Regions from separate parts of the Homo sapiens genome. Here region 1 is linked to region 2. A link is a contact called in ENCODE Hi-C or POLR2A ChIA-PET data. All regions are on one chromosome and are shown on one strand. Each heading gives the region's core, a stretch centred on a gene start or an enhancer-like site at or near the end of the contact. The rest is flanking DNA. Distances are from core to core; before and after follow the strand shown. Region 1 overlaps CIB3 (calcium and integrin binding family member 3). Region 2 has its middle 18 kb from the start of KLF2.

Region 1 (6,444 bases), core at 325-2,824, 180 kb before region 2:
CAGCCTCCCAAGTAGCTGGGACTACAGGCATGCACCACCACACCCAGCTAATTTTTGTATTTTTGGTAGAGACAGGGTTTCACCACGTTGCTGAGGCTGGTCTCAAATTCTTGGGCTCAGACAATCTGCCCACCTTGGCCTCCCAAATGCTGGGGTTACAGGCTTGAGCCACCGTGCCCAGCCCAGTAGCTGCTTAATTTATTAGCGGGTTAAGATGGGAGTGAGCTCTCTAGACATGACATACTGTACAATGGAGGTGTCTGGGAAGGTCCCTAGGGGCTGGTCTTGGTTGCAGGAGTGACTACTCCTTGGACTGACTGGGGCATAGATGGGGGCCCTGGGGCAACCCCAGGTGGAGGGGGTGTGGGGTTCCCCAAATGTACAAGGTTCAGACATCTGGGATCTGGTATGAGGTGCACCTGGGTTCAAGCCCGCCCCTGCAAATGACTTGTGGGGTGGCCTTAGGCAAGTCACTCTGCTCCCTCCAAATGAGGGCATGATCCTCGGCCAACTCTGCAGGGATGTTATAGGGGGTCAGTGTCACGTTAGGGGGCAGATGCATCATAAACTGTAAAGTGCAGCAGCCACCTCAGTGAATGACATTTCCACCCCTCCCAATCAGTGGTCTCCTCTTGGCAGCTCTAATGAGTCAGCCCGGGAGGAAAAGTTTCAATCCCTTTGATGACTCAGGGTTTGAGGGATAAAAAGAAACTTGAGTAGTGAAGGGTGAGGTTTGGCCTTCAGAGTGGGAACCCTGGGGTAGGACAGCACGGGCCCGATCTCCCCACCACCTCACCTCCGCCACGGACACCCACAACAAGGCATTTCCAGCCTTCACAGTGAAGACGATCTAGGAGTCACCCCTTCCTTGTACAAACAGGGAGATCGTGGCCCAGAGAGGGTGTGGCCACACTCAGGGTCACACAGCAAAGTCAAAGATAAAATTCTACGCCGCCTCCCTCCCATCTTCCAGTTTTAAGGTGGAAAAATGTGTCCTCCCAGCAGGTGTGACTCAGTGACTTGTGTTTATTCTCAGAAACCAGAGTCCACAGCGGGTGAGGGGTCACCCCGCCCTCCTATAGCTCGGCTCCTCTGTGGTGCCATCAGATTCGGATGTGGAAGGTGCTGTGTGCAGAGAGAAAAGGAGTCAAGGCCTTCAAGGAGTGGACAACCCCTTTTCCTCCTCCCCCTCAACACGCTCACGGCAAGTCCCTGGGACAGGCAGGAAGGATGCCACATGGACCCCTCAAACAACCCTAGGCCGGGAGACCCCTACAGGGGCTGAGAGCACATGCCTTTAATTTTTTAATTCTTTTTTTTTTTTTTTTTTTTTTGAGATGGGGTCTTGCTCTGTCTCCCAGGCTGTAGTGCAGTGGTGTGATCTTGGCTCACTGCAACCTCTGCCTCCTGGGTTCAAGTGATTCTCATGCCTCAGCCTCCCGAGTAGCTAGGATTACAGGTGCATGATACCACGCCCAGTTAATTTTTCTATTTTCAGTAGAAACGGAGTTTCTCAACTTGCTTTGTTGCCCAGGCTGGTCTGGAACTCCTGTGCTCAAGCGATCCACCCACCTTAGCTTCCCAAAGTGCTAGGATTACAGGCATGAATCACCACATCCTGCCATATGATATAAAGTTTCAAATAGCTAGAAGAAGGATACTGAATGTTCTCAACACAAATAAATGATACATGTTTGAGATGATGGATATGCTAATGACCCTGATCTGCTCATCATACATTATATGTATCGAAACCATTATGTGGCCTGGTGCAGTGACTCACCCCTGTAATCTCAGGACTTTGGGAGGCCAAGGCAGGAGGATCAGTTGAGGCCAGGAGTTTGAGAACAGCCTGGGCAACAAGGCAAGACCTTGTCTCCACAAAAAAAAAAAAAAAAAAAAAAAGTTTTTAGTTAGCTAGGCGTGGTGGTGTGTGCCCGTACTCCCAGCTACTCAGGAGGCTGAGGTGGGAGGATTGCTCTTGAGCCCAGGAGGTAGAGGCTGCAGTGAGCTATGATTGTGCCACTGCACTCCAGCCTGGGCAACAAAGTGAGACCCTGTCTCAACATTTTCAGCACTGCCTCAGCTTATAGATAAAAACAAAAACAGGCCGGGCATGACGGCTCACGCCTGTAATCCCAGCACTTTGGGAGGCCAAGATGGACAGATCACCTGAGGTCAGGAGTTCAAGACCAGCCTGGCCAACATGGCGAAACCTTATCTCTACTAAAAAAATACAAAAATTAACCGGGCGTGGTGGCGGGCGCCTGTAATTCCAGATACTCGGGAGGCTGAGGCAGGGAGAAGTGCTTGAACCTGCGAGGTGGAGGTTGCTGTGAGCCGAGATCGTGCCACTGCACTCCATCCTGGGTGACAGAGCGAGACTCCATCTCAAAAAAATAAAATAAAATAAATTAATTAATTAATAAAATAAAACAAACAAAATTAGCCAGGCACAGTGGCACGTACCTGTAGTCCCAGCTACTTGGTTTATTCTTATTTTATTTCTTTTTTCTTTTCTTTTCTTTTTTTTTTTTTTTTTTTTTTGAGACAGAGTCTCGCTCAAGCTGGAGTACAGTGGCGCAATCGTGGCTCACTGCAAACCTCCACCTCCCAGGTTCGGGTTCAAGTTACTCTCCTGCCTCAGCCTCCCGAGTAGCTGGGACTAGAGGTGTGCCCCACCATGCCCAGGCTAATTTTTGTATTTTTAGTAGAGACTACTGCCTCAGCCTCCTAAAATGCTGGGATTACAGGTGTGAGCCACTGCGCTCGGCCCCGTAGTCCCAGCTACTTAGGAAGCTGAGGTGGGAGGATCTCTTGAGCCGAGGAGTTAGAGGCTGCAGTGAGCCGATTGCACCATGCACTGCAGTCTGGGTCACTGAGTGAGACCCTGTCTCAAAACAAACAAACGGGCTGGGCGTGGTGGCTCACGCTTGTACTCCCAGCAGTCTGGGAGGCCACAGTAGGTGAATCACTTGAGGTCAGGAGTTCAAGACCAGCCTGGCCAACATGACAAAACCCTGTCTCTACTAAAAATACAAAAATTAGCTGGGCATGGTGGCACGTGCCTGTAATCCCAGCTACTCGGGAGGCTGAGGCAGGAGAATCACTTGAACCCAGGAGGTGGAAGTTGCAGTGAGCTGAGATTGCACCACTGCACTCCAGCCTGGGCAACAGAGCAAGACTCCGTCTCAAAACAAACAAACAAACAAAAAGAAACATCACTGTGTACCCCATGAATATGTACAATCATTATTTGTCAATTCAAAAAATAAAAAATAAAGTGAAATTTAAAAATTATAAGATAATAATAGCAACAGCAATTTATTAAACACCTATTGTGTGCCAGGAGCTGTGCTGAATTTTCTCCATATATTAATTTGGGGTTCAGCAAACCTTTTTCTGTAAATGGCCAAATAGTTGATGTTTTCAACTTTATACCATGACGCAACTCTGTTGTTGAAGCACACAAGCAGCCATAGACAAAATGTACACAAATGGGTGTGGCTGTGAGCCAATACAACTTTACTGATGGACACAGAAAAGTGAATTTCGTATCACTGTCACGTGTCATGGAATAATCTTTTTTTAAATTAAAAAAAAATTTTTAATGTGTTTATTTATTTTTGAGACAGAATCTCACTCTGTGACCCAGGCTGGAGTGCATGGCACAATCTGAGCTCACTGCGGCCTTGACCTCCTGGGCTCAAGCAATCCTCCCGCCTCAGCCTCCCAAGTAGCTGGGACTACAGGCATGCACCACCATACCTGGCTATTTATTTATTTATTTATTTGTAGATATGGACTCTCCTTATGTTCCCCAGTTTGGTCTCAAGCTCCTGGGGTCAAGAGATCCTCCCCACTTAGCCTCCCAAAGTGCTGGGATTAAAGGCATGAACCACCCCACCTGGTTGGAATATTATTATTCTTTGATTGTTTTTTGATCTTTTGAAAATATAAAAGCCATTCTTAGCTCACAGGAGGTACAAAACCAGGCTTTGGGTCAGACTGGCCTATTGGCCGTACTTTGCCCTGCAGTGGCGGCTGATTTTCCCCAAAGGCTGCCAAGTACAGTTACACAGTCTGTTCACTGCAAACTGTTCAGGCAACAAGGGCTGAAGTCCAGCCACATTCTGCTTGCTGAAAGAGGTGTATCCACTCGCAAGAGGTGCCCAGGGGGTCCCTAATTATCCCCATTTTACAGATGCAGGGACTGAGACTAGGGAAATTGAGAAAGTTTCCCAAGGTCATGAAAGAATGAATAGAGGAATTTTCAGAAACAGAGTCTGTGAACTGTCTGCGTAAGAGCCCCTTCAGATGTGCAAATGGACTGTGGGCGGTGACGGAGAGCATCACCTGAGGAAGTCTGGTGCCCGGAGGATCATGTTCTGGAAATCTTCCAGGGACAGCCGCCCATCATGGTCTCCATCAGCCTCATCCAGCACCTTCTCACATACCAGGCTCACCTCCTCGGCACTCAGCCCCCCCCGCGTCAGTTTGGTCACCGTCTGCTCCAGGTCCCACGCACAAATGTAGTCGTCGTTGTTAAAATCTGCAGAGCAGGATGGATGGGGAGTGACAGCAGGTGGCAGGAGGGCTAGGCCGGCTGTGGGCACATACTGTGCCCATGTTACAAGAAGGGGAAACTAAGGTCGGGCACGGTGGCTCACGCCTGTAATCCCAACACTTTGGGAGGCTGAGGAGGGTGGAACACCTGAGGTCAGGAGTTCGAGACCAGCCTGGCCAACATGGTGAAATCCCATCTCTACTAAAAATACAAAAATACCCAGGTGTGGTGGCATGCACCTGTAATCCCAGCTATTCAGGAGGCTGAGGCAGGAGAATCACTTGAGCCCGGGAGGTGGAGGTTGCAGTGAGCCAAGATCTCACCACTGCACTCCAGCCTGGGCAGCAAGACAGAAACTCCGTCCAAAAAAAAAAAAAAAAAAAAGGAACTGAGGCCCTGGGAGGGCACCCGAGACCCTGGTGTAAAATCTGGAACTTGCCTTAAAATTGGGCAGGGACCTGCTGGGAGTTCATTCATTCATTCAACAAGTATTTATGCAATGAATTTTTCATTCGTTCTTTTTTTTTTTCTTTGAGACGGAGTCTCGCTCTGTCGCCCAGGCTGGAGTGCAGTGGCACGATCTCGGCTCACTGCAACCTCCACCTCCTGGGTTCAAGTGATTCTCCTGCCTCAGCCTCCCAAGTAGCTGGGATTACAGGTGCCTGCCACCATGCCCGGCTAATTTTTGTGTTTTTAGTAGAGATGGGATTCCCCATGTTGGCCAGGCTGGTCTCAAATTCCTGACCTCAGGTGATCCACCCACCTCGGTCTCCCAAAGTGCTAGGATTACAGGTGGAAGCCACCACACCCAACCTCATTCATTCATTTTTACAAGCATTGAGTGCCTGCTGTGTGCTAGGCACTGTAATAACTTTTTTATTCACTCATACAAGTATTTATTGAGCATCTACTATGTGTCAGGCATCACAGTAACTGATTTTCATTCACTCACTCACTCAACAAGTATTTATTGAGTGCAATTTTCATTCATTCACTCACTTAACAAGTATTTATTGAGTGCCTACTGTGTCCTGGCACTGTGATAATAATTTTTCATTTACTCATTCAAAAAACAGTTATGGGCCCGGCGCAGTGGCTCATGCCTGTAATCCCAGCACTTTGGGAGGTGGAGATGGGTAGATCACCTAAGGTCAGGAGTTCCAGGCCAGCCTGGCCAACATGGTGAAACCCCATCTCTACTAAAATTACAAAAATTAGCGGGGCGTGGTGCGGGTGCCTGTAATCCCAGCTACTAGGTAGGCTGAGGCAGGAGAATCGCTTGAACCCAGGGAGTGGAAGTTGCAGTGATCTGAGATCGCGCCATTGCACTCCAGCCTGGGCGACAAGAGTGAGACGCTGTCTCAGTAAAAAAATAAATAAATAAAAATAGTTATTGAGTGCCTACTATGTGCCAAACACTGTGACAGCTCTTTCATTCATTTATTCAAGTATTTCTTGAACACGTACTACGTATCAAGCACCATGATATCTGTTTTTCATTTATTCACTCACTCAACAAGTATTTATTGAGTGCCTACTGTGTAGTGGGCACTGTGATAACTTTTTTCATCTATTCACTCAAAAAGTACTTTTTAACTGCTTACTGTGCACCAGGCACTGTAATAACTTTTTCATTTATTCATTCATTCATTCATCCATTCAGGAAGTATTTATTGAGCACCTACTACATGTTGGGCACCATAACTCTTTTATTCACTCACTCAACAAGTATTAGTGTCTACTGTGTGCCAGGTACTCTGATAACTTTTTCATTCATTCATTCATGCAACAAGTATTTATTGAGCACCTACTATGTGTTGGGCACCATGATAACTATTTTTCATGTACTCACTCAAAAAGTATTATGGTGGCAGGGC
Region 2 (6,698 bases), core at 1,795-4,294:
TCAATGTGCCCTGGTGGTGACTCGGGCCACCTTGCCGGGAGCTCGTTTTGAGTCATACAGAGATTTGTCGAAGGAAGGGTTTCTCATCTCAGAAGTTGGAGGCCGTTCCCACCAACCTCCCTCCCTGCATCTGTACAAGAATTGCTGGCGGGGCTGCTATTCCCTGATGCTTGGATCTGAGCTCTCAGTGACTCGGGAGGCACTGGCCAGGGGCCCTGGACAAATCTAAGCTCAGTTCCTTATGTCACCACTGTCAACCTCAGGCACGGGAAGGCGGCTCTCAGTCTCTTTCCTCCTCTGTAGAGCTGGGCTCTTAGCAGCTATCTTGGCCGGGCTCTATCTCAAATGGATGGAATCTGGGCTATGCCTGACACATAGTAGGTGCTCAGTGAAGGAATGGTGCCCATTAGTGAGAGAGGGAGACAGGGCTGGGCATGGTGATGTGCACCCGTGGTCCCAGCTACTTAGGAGGCTGAGGCAGAAGGATCCCTAGAGGCCAGGAGGTCGAGACAGCAATGAGCTATGATTGCACCGTTGCACTCCAGCCTGGGCAACAGAGCAAGACCCTGTCCTTAAAATAATAATAGTAATAATAATTTATTGAACTCCTGACCTCAGGTGATCCACCCGCCTCGGCCTTCCAAAGTGCTGAGATTACAAGCATGAGCCACTGTGCCTGGCTGAATAATAATCACTAAAAAATTAATCTAAACATAATTTCTAGGCTGGGTGCGGTGGCTCATGCCTGTAATCCCAGCACTTTGGGAGGCCAAGGCGGGCAGATCACCTGAGGTCAGGATTTTGAAACCAGCCTGGCCAACATGGCGAAACCCTGTCTCTAATTTAAAAAAAAAAGAAAAAAAAAATTAGCCCGGTGTGGTGGTGCATGCCTGTAGTCCCAGCTGCTGGGGAGGCTGAGAATTGTTTGAACCCAGGAGGTGGACGTTGCAGTGAGTTAAGATCATGCCACTACACTTCAGCCTAGGCAACAGAGAGAGACCCTGTCTCTAAATAAATAAATGAGAGAGAGAGAGAAAAAAAATCCAAGGAAACAAGCCCATTCATTCTACTTAATTCCGCTGGTCTCTGGGAGGCAGGTTGGGGGTGGAGAAATTCCATGTTTTTACAGAATCCTGACGTCACCAGCAACTGCCCCACCAGGAGCTAACTTCAGCACGGGCGGAGGGAGGGTGTCTGCCCACGACCTGACCTTGAACTGGGCCTTTCTTAAATGTAAATGTGCATCTCCTTTGGTGCTTTTTTAAGTGGGAGAGGTCCCTGAAAGGTTGTTGCCTGGAGGAAAAGTTTTGGCAATTAACTTTTATTATTGTTTGCTTGCTTAAAGAAACTGGGGGCCCAGAGCAGTGAGTGGCTTATGCCTGTAATCCCAGCACTCTGGGAAGCCGAGGCGGGCAGATCACTTGAGCCCAGGACTTCCAGACCAGCCTGGCCAACAAAAATTAGCCAGGCATGGTGGAGTGCACCTGTAATCCCAGCTACTCGGGAGGCTGAGGCAGGGGGATCACTTGAACCCGGGAGGCAGAGGCTGCAGTGAGCTAATATTGCTCCACTGCACTCCAACCTGCTGGGCGACAGAGTGAGACTGTCTCAAAAAACAATTGGGATGTTCATCAAAGCACTATTCATAACAGCCAAAAAGTAGAAACAACCCAAGTGTCCATTAGAGAATGAATAAGAAAACTGTGATCCATACATACAATGGAATATTATTCAGCCATGAAAAGGAATGAAGCACTGATCCATGCTACAATGTGGATGAGCCCCCAAAACATTCTGAGTGAGAGAAGCCAGACGCGAAAGCCCACATAGTGTGAGATTCCACTGATACAAAATGCCCAGAACAGGCAAATCCAGAGAGACAGGAAGCAGATGAGTGGCTGCCAGGGGCTGGGGGAGGGGAATGGGGAGTGGCTGCTGATGGGGACAGGGTCTCCTCTTGGGGGATGCAAATGTTCTGGAATTAGACAGAGGTGATGGTTGCACAACATTGTGAATGCACGAAATGCCACTACCGTGTACACTTCATGGTTAGTTTTATGTTATGTGAATTTCAGCTCAATTTTAAGGTGTAAAAAAAGCAATTGAGAATAAGTTGCTTCTGTTGTAAAACGTTACTTTTTTTTTCAGACGGAGTCTTGCTCTGTCGCCCACGCTGGAGTGCAGTGGTGCAATCTCGGCTAACTGCAACCTCCGCCTCCCAGGTTCAGGTGATTCTCCTGCCTCGGCCTCCCCAGCAGCTGGAATTACCGGCGCCCGCCACCACTCCCAGCTAATTTTTGTATTTTTAGTAGAGACGGGTTTCACTGTGTTGGCCAGAAGGGTCTCAAATGCCTGACCTCAAGTGATCCACCCACCTTGGCCTCTTAAAATGCTGGGATTACAGGCATGAGCCACCATGCGCAGCCACATTACTATTTTTAATACAGTTATTTTGTCAATATAACATAAAGTTTGGACCGAGTATCCACTGATGAATGAATGGATAAACAAAATGTGGTCTATCCATCTATCCAGACAATGGAATAGTATTCAGTTTTTAAAAAGAAAGAGATTATAGGGCCGGGCGCGGTGGCTCACGCTTGTAATCCCAACACTTTGGGAGGCCGAGGCGGGCGGATCATGAGGTCAGGAGTTCGAAACTAGCCTGGCCAACATGGTGAAACCCAGTCTATACTAAAAATACAAAAATTAGCTGGGCGTGGCGGTGCGTGCCTGTAATCCCAGCTACTCGGGAGGCTGAGGCAGGAGAATTGTTTGAACCCAGGAGGCGGAGGTTGCAGTGAGCCGAGATCACGCCATTACACTCCAGCCTGGGCAGCAGTGCAAGACTACAATTCAAAAAAAAAAGAAAAGAAAAGAAAAGAAAAAGAGAAAGATTCTGACACATACATGCTCCAACAGGAACTATCCTAAGTGAAATACGCCAGACACAAAAAGAGAAATACTGTATGAGTCCATGCATCAGATTCATAGAGACAGGAAGTAGAATGGTGGGTGCGAGGGGCTGGGGGAGGAGGAAATGGGGAATGAGTATTTAGTGGGGGCAGAGTTTCAGTTTTACAAGCTGACAAGAGCTCTGCTGCGTAACATGAATGGACTGGGGTGAGCCGTGAGGGCTGGAGGGCCCTCAGACAAGAGAAAGGATGACAGTTCCAAGGCTTCAAACAGATGCTCTGAGAGAACCAGTCCTCAGAAAGGCTGAGAATCCCTGGAATTTTTCCTGGGCTGGAAGGGATCTGCTCTATGGCTTAAAGGTCTTGGCCAAGGGCCTGAAGAACCACCCATCTTCCAGGGCCCAGGCACTCCGACTCCTCAAATTTAAATACAGGCGCTTTCTACGCATGAGTGCCAAACCATTTCCAGTAAGTCTCATTGTCAGCTATAAAAATAACCACTGTTGAAGCAGAGACAAGCTCGTGATGCAGCCAGGCAGTGCCACAGAGAGGCAATGGCATCTGTCCCTGTCAAATGGAAAGTCCCCTGGCCAAGCCTCTGAATTCAAGTGAACATCTTGGTCTTGGATGTGACCATCTGAATGGTGGTCGAGAAAGTGCTTGGTCCATAGAAGGCACCCAGGACACTCGAGCCCCCTTCTCTCCCATGACCTTCGTACAATGGCACGGAATGGAGACGCAGGGCTGGGACTTCCCCTCCACCACACCGGTTTCCTTTACAATGAGATTCCATTCCTATAATGAGGAATAATGTAGTAGCTTAGTTAATACAGACAGAACTGCCCCTCAGTCGGTTCTTGGGTAGTGGAGCTAGAATATACAGGCCCTGCTCTAAAAGCTCAAAGCAATCCCTGGACAGTAACCATAGCTTTAATAATACTCATCTGGGCCGGGTGCGGTGGCTGAAGCCTGGAATCCCAGCACTTTGGGAGGCCGAAGCGGGCAAATCACAAGGTCAGGAGTTCGAGACCAGCCTGGCCAACATAGTGAAAGCCCATCTCTACTAAAAATACAAAAAAATTAGCTGGGCTTAGTGGCGGGCACCTGTAATCCCAGCTGCTCGGGAGGCTGAGGCAGGAGAATTGCTTGAACCCGGGAGGCGGAGGTTACATGAGCTGAGATCGTGCCACTGCACTACAGCCCAGGTGACACAGTGAGACTCCATCTAAAATAATAAGAATAATACCCATCTGAATGAATAATAACAAAAACCAGTACCACTGGCTAGGAGGCGGAAGTGGGGTTATGGGGAATTGCTCAATGGGTACAGAGTGTCAATTTCACAAAATGAGAAAGTTCTAGAGATCTGTTGCAGAATGGTGTGAATATATTTAACACTGCTGAACCACGCACTTGAAAGTGGTTTTTTTAAAAAAAAAGTGGTTAAAGTGGAGCTGGATGCAGTGGCATGCACCTGTAGGCCCAGTTACTCCAGAGGCCGAGGCGGGAGGATTGCTTGAGCCTAGGAGTTTGAATCCAGCCCGGGCAACATAGTGACAACCTGTCTCTAAAAAAATAAAAAAAGAATAAAAATTTCTATAAATTAAAAATAAATTTAGGCCAGGAATGGTGGCTCACACCTGTAACCCCAACACTTTGGGAGGATCCCTTGAGCTCAGGAGTTTGTGACCAGCCTGCACAAAGTAGTGAGACTCTATCTCTAGAAAACATACAAAAATTAGCCAGGCGTGGTGCTGCATGCCTATAGCCCCGGCTATTCAGAAGGCTGAAATGGGAGGATCACTTGAGCCCGGGGTGCGAAGGCTGCAGTGAGCCGAGATCGCACCACTGCACTCCAGCCTGGGCAACAGAGTGAGACCCTGTCTCAATAAATAAACACATACATAAAATAAAATAAATGAATAATTTTTTTTTTCCTGAGACAGAGTTTTGCTTTTTCAGCCAGCTGGAGTGCAGTGGTGCGATCTCGGCTCACTGCAAGCTCCGCCTCCTGGGTTCACACCATTCTCCTCAGCCTCCCAAGTAGCTGGGACTACAGGTGCCCGCCACCACACCCGGCTAATTTTTTGTATTTTTAGTAGAGATGGGGTTTCACCGTGTTAGCCAGGATGGTCTTGATCTCCTGACCTCATGATCCACCTGCCTCGGCCTCCCAAAGTGCTGGGATTACAGGTGTGAGCCACCACACCCGGCTGAATAAATTTTTAAATGGTTAAAATGGTAAGTTTCATGTTTTTTATCATAATTAATATTTTTTTTTTTTGAGACAGAGTCTTGCTCTGTCACCCAGGCTGGAGTGCAGTGGCACAATCTTTGCTCACTGCAACCTGCACCTCCCAGGTTCAAGCGATTTTCGTTCCTCAGCTCCCAAGCAGTTGGGATTACAGGTGTGTGCCACCACACCCCACTAATTCTTGTATTTTTAGTAGAGACGGGGTTTCTCCAGATTGGCCAGGCTGGTCTCAAACTTCTGGCCTCAAGTGATTCTCCTGCCTAGGCCACCCAAAGTGCTAGGATTACAGGTGTGAGCCACTGAGCTTGGCCATAATTAAAAATTTTTAATTAAAAAAAAAAAAATCCAGCCGGGCGCGGTGGCTCACGCCTGTAATACCAGCACTTTGGGAGGCCAAGGCGGGTGGATCATGAGGTCAGGAGATCGAGACCATCCTGGCTAACATGGTGAAACCCCGTCTCTACTAAAAATACAAAAAATTAGCCAGGCATGGTGGCGGGCACCTGTAGTCCCAGCTACTCAGGAGGCTGAGGCAGGAGAATGGCGTGAACCTGGGAGGCGGAGGGAGCTTGCAGTAAGCCGAGATCACGCCACTGCACTCCAGCCTGGGCAACAGAGTGAGACTCCATCTCAAACAAAACAAAACAAAACAAAAAAACCACTACTACTGTTTCTACTACTTTACTTGAACATCTAGAATATGCCCTGAGGGATAGCTGTTATACCTCCATTTTTTTTTTTCTAGACGGAGTCTCAGTCTGTCTTGACCAGGCTGGAGTGCAGTGGTGTGATCTCAGCTCACTGTAGCCTCCGCCTCCCAGGTTCAGCAATTCTCCCACCTCAGCCTCCTGAGTAATTGGGATTACAGTCACCCGCCACCACATCCAGCTAATTTTTGTATTTTTAGTAGAGACAGGGTTTCACCATGTTGGCCAGCCTGGTCTTGAACTCCTGACCTCAGGTGATCCACCTGCCTCGGCCTCCCACGGTACTGGGATTACAGGCATGAGCCACTGTGCCCGGCCAATGACCTCTATTTTATAGATGAAGAAAAATGGGGACTCCAAGTAGTGATTTGAGCAACCCAAGGTCACACTCTCCAGGGGTGAAGCTGTCTTCACACCAACTCTGACTTAAGGCTGTGCCTTTTCCAAGATGTTTGTTGCCCCTCCATGGCTTCAACATCTTCTCTGGTCTACCTCAGGGGAAGAGAAGCCACAGGTATCTTGCTCCAGGATCTAGAACCGGAAAATAAACCAGGGTTCTGGTCCACCATATTGTTCTCTTAGAACTAGGATCCTCATTTCCTTTAAAAAGTGTGTTTACAGTTGAACAATTGCTACATCTTGTCTTGAGTCTTTTTTTGGCTCTCGTAGTGGAAATTCTGCCCTTTGTCCTTAGTACAAAGAAATAATGTTCATCACAGACCAGGATCTCAAAGTCCTTGTTTCTGGCCTCAGAAAGCGTTCTCTCTCCCAAGTGAAGGTTAATATAGGAATAACAATGGAAAGTCACAGAATTGCTCGTTT

What was found. Hi-C counts contacts between places; a loop is a spot of excess contacts on that map. ChIA-PET counts read pairs that join two places held with the same protein, here RNA polymerase II (POLR2A). Pooled maps may share reads with other maps.
Region 1: a loop to region 2 is called in a pooled map, with 2.0 times the contacts of the local background. The contact joins two enhancer-like sites. A Hi-C loop is called at or near these places in 1 of 50 pooled maps. POLR2A ChIA-PET finds 5 or more read pairs at or near these places in 3 of 52 experiments (T-cell, activated CD4-positive, alpha-beta T cell and activated T-cell).

Annotation. Positions count from the first base shown.
Region 1 is chr19:16,160,362-16,166,805 of GRCh38, forward strand. CIB3 (calcium and integrin binding family member 3) reads right to left here. Exons shown (of 6, transcript NM_054113.4): 5 at 4,357-4,552; 6 at 1,007-1,125. The coding sequence ends at 1,104. Among named protein-coding and RNA genes, the nearest start is that of CIB3, 9.9 kb to the right of the region's middle. RefSeq lists an enhancer at 1-6. Within about 2 kb of position 1,575, at least 4 of the 41 ENCODE cell types and tissues checked have a DNase peak (open chromatin) inside an H3K27ac peak, as active enhancers do.
Region 2 is chr19:16,339,098-16,345,795 of GRCh38, forward strand. No RefSeq gene overlaps it. Among named protein-coding and RNA genes, the nearest start is that of KLF2, 18 kb to the left of the region's middle. RefSeq lists an enhancer at 3,484-3,713. Within about 2 kb of position 3,045, at least 21 of the 41 ENCODE cell types and tissues checked have a DNase peak (open chromatin) inside an H3K27ac peak, as active enhancers do.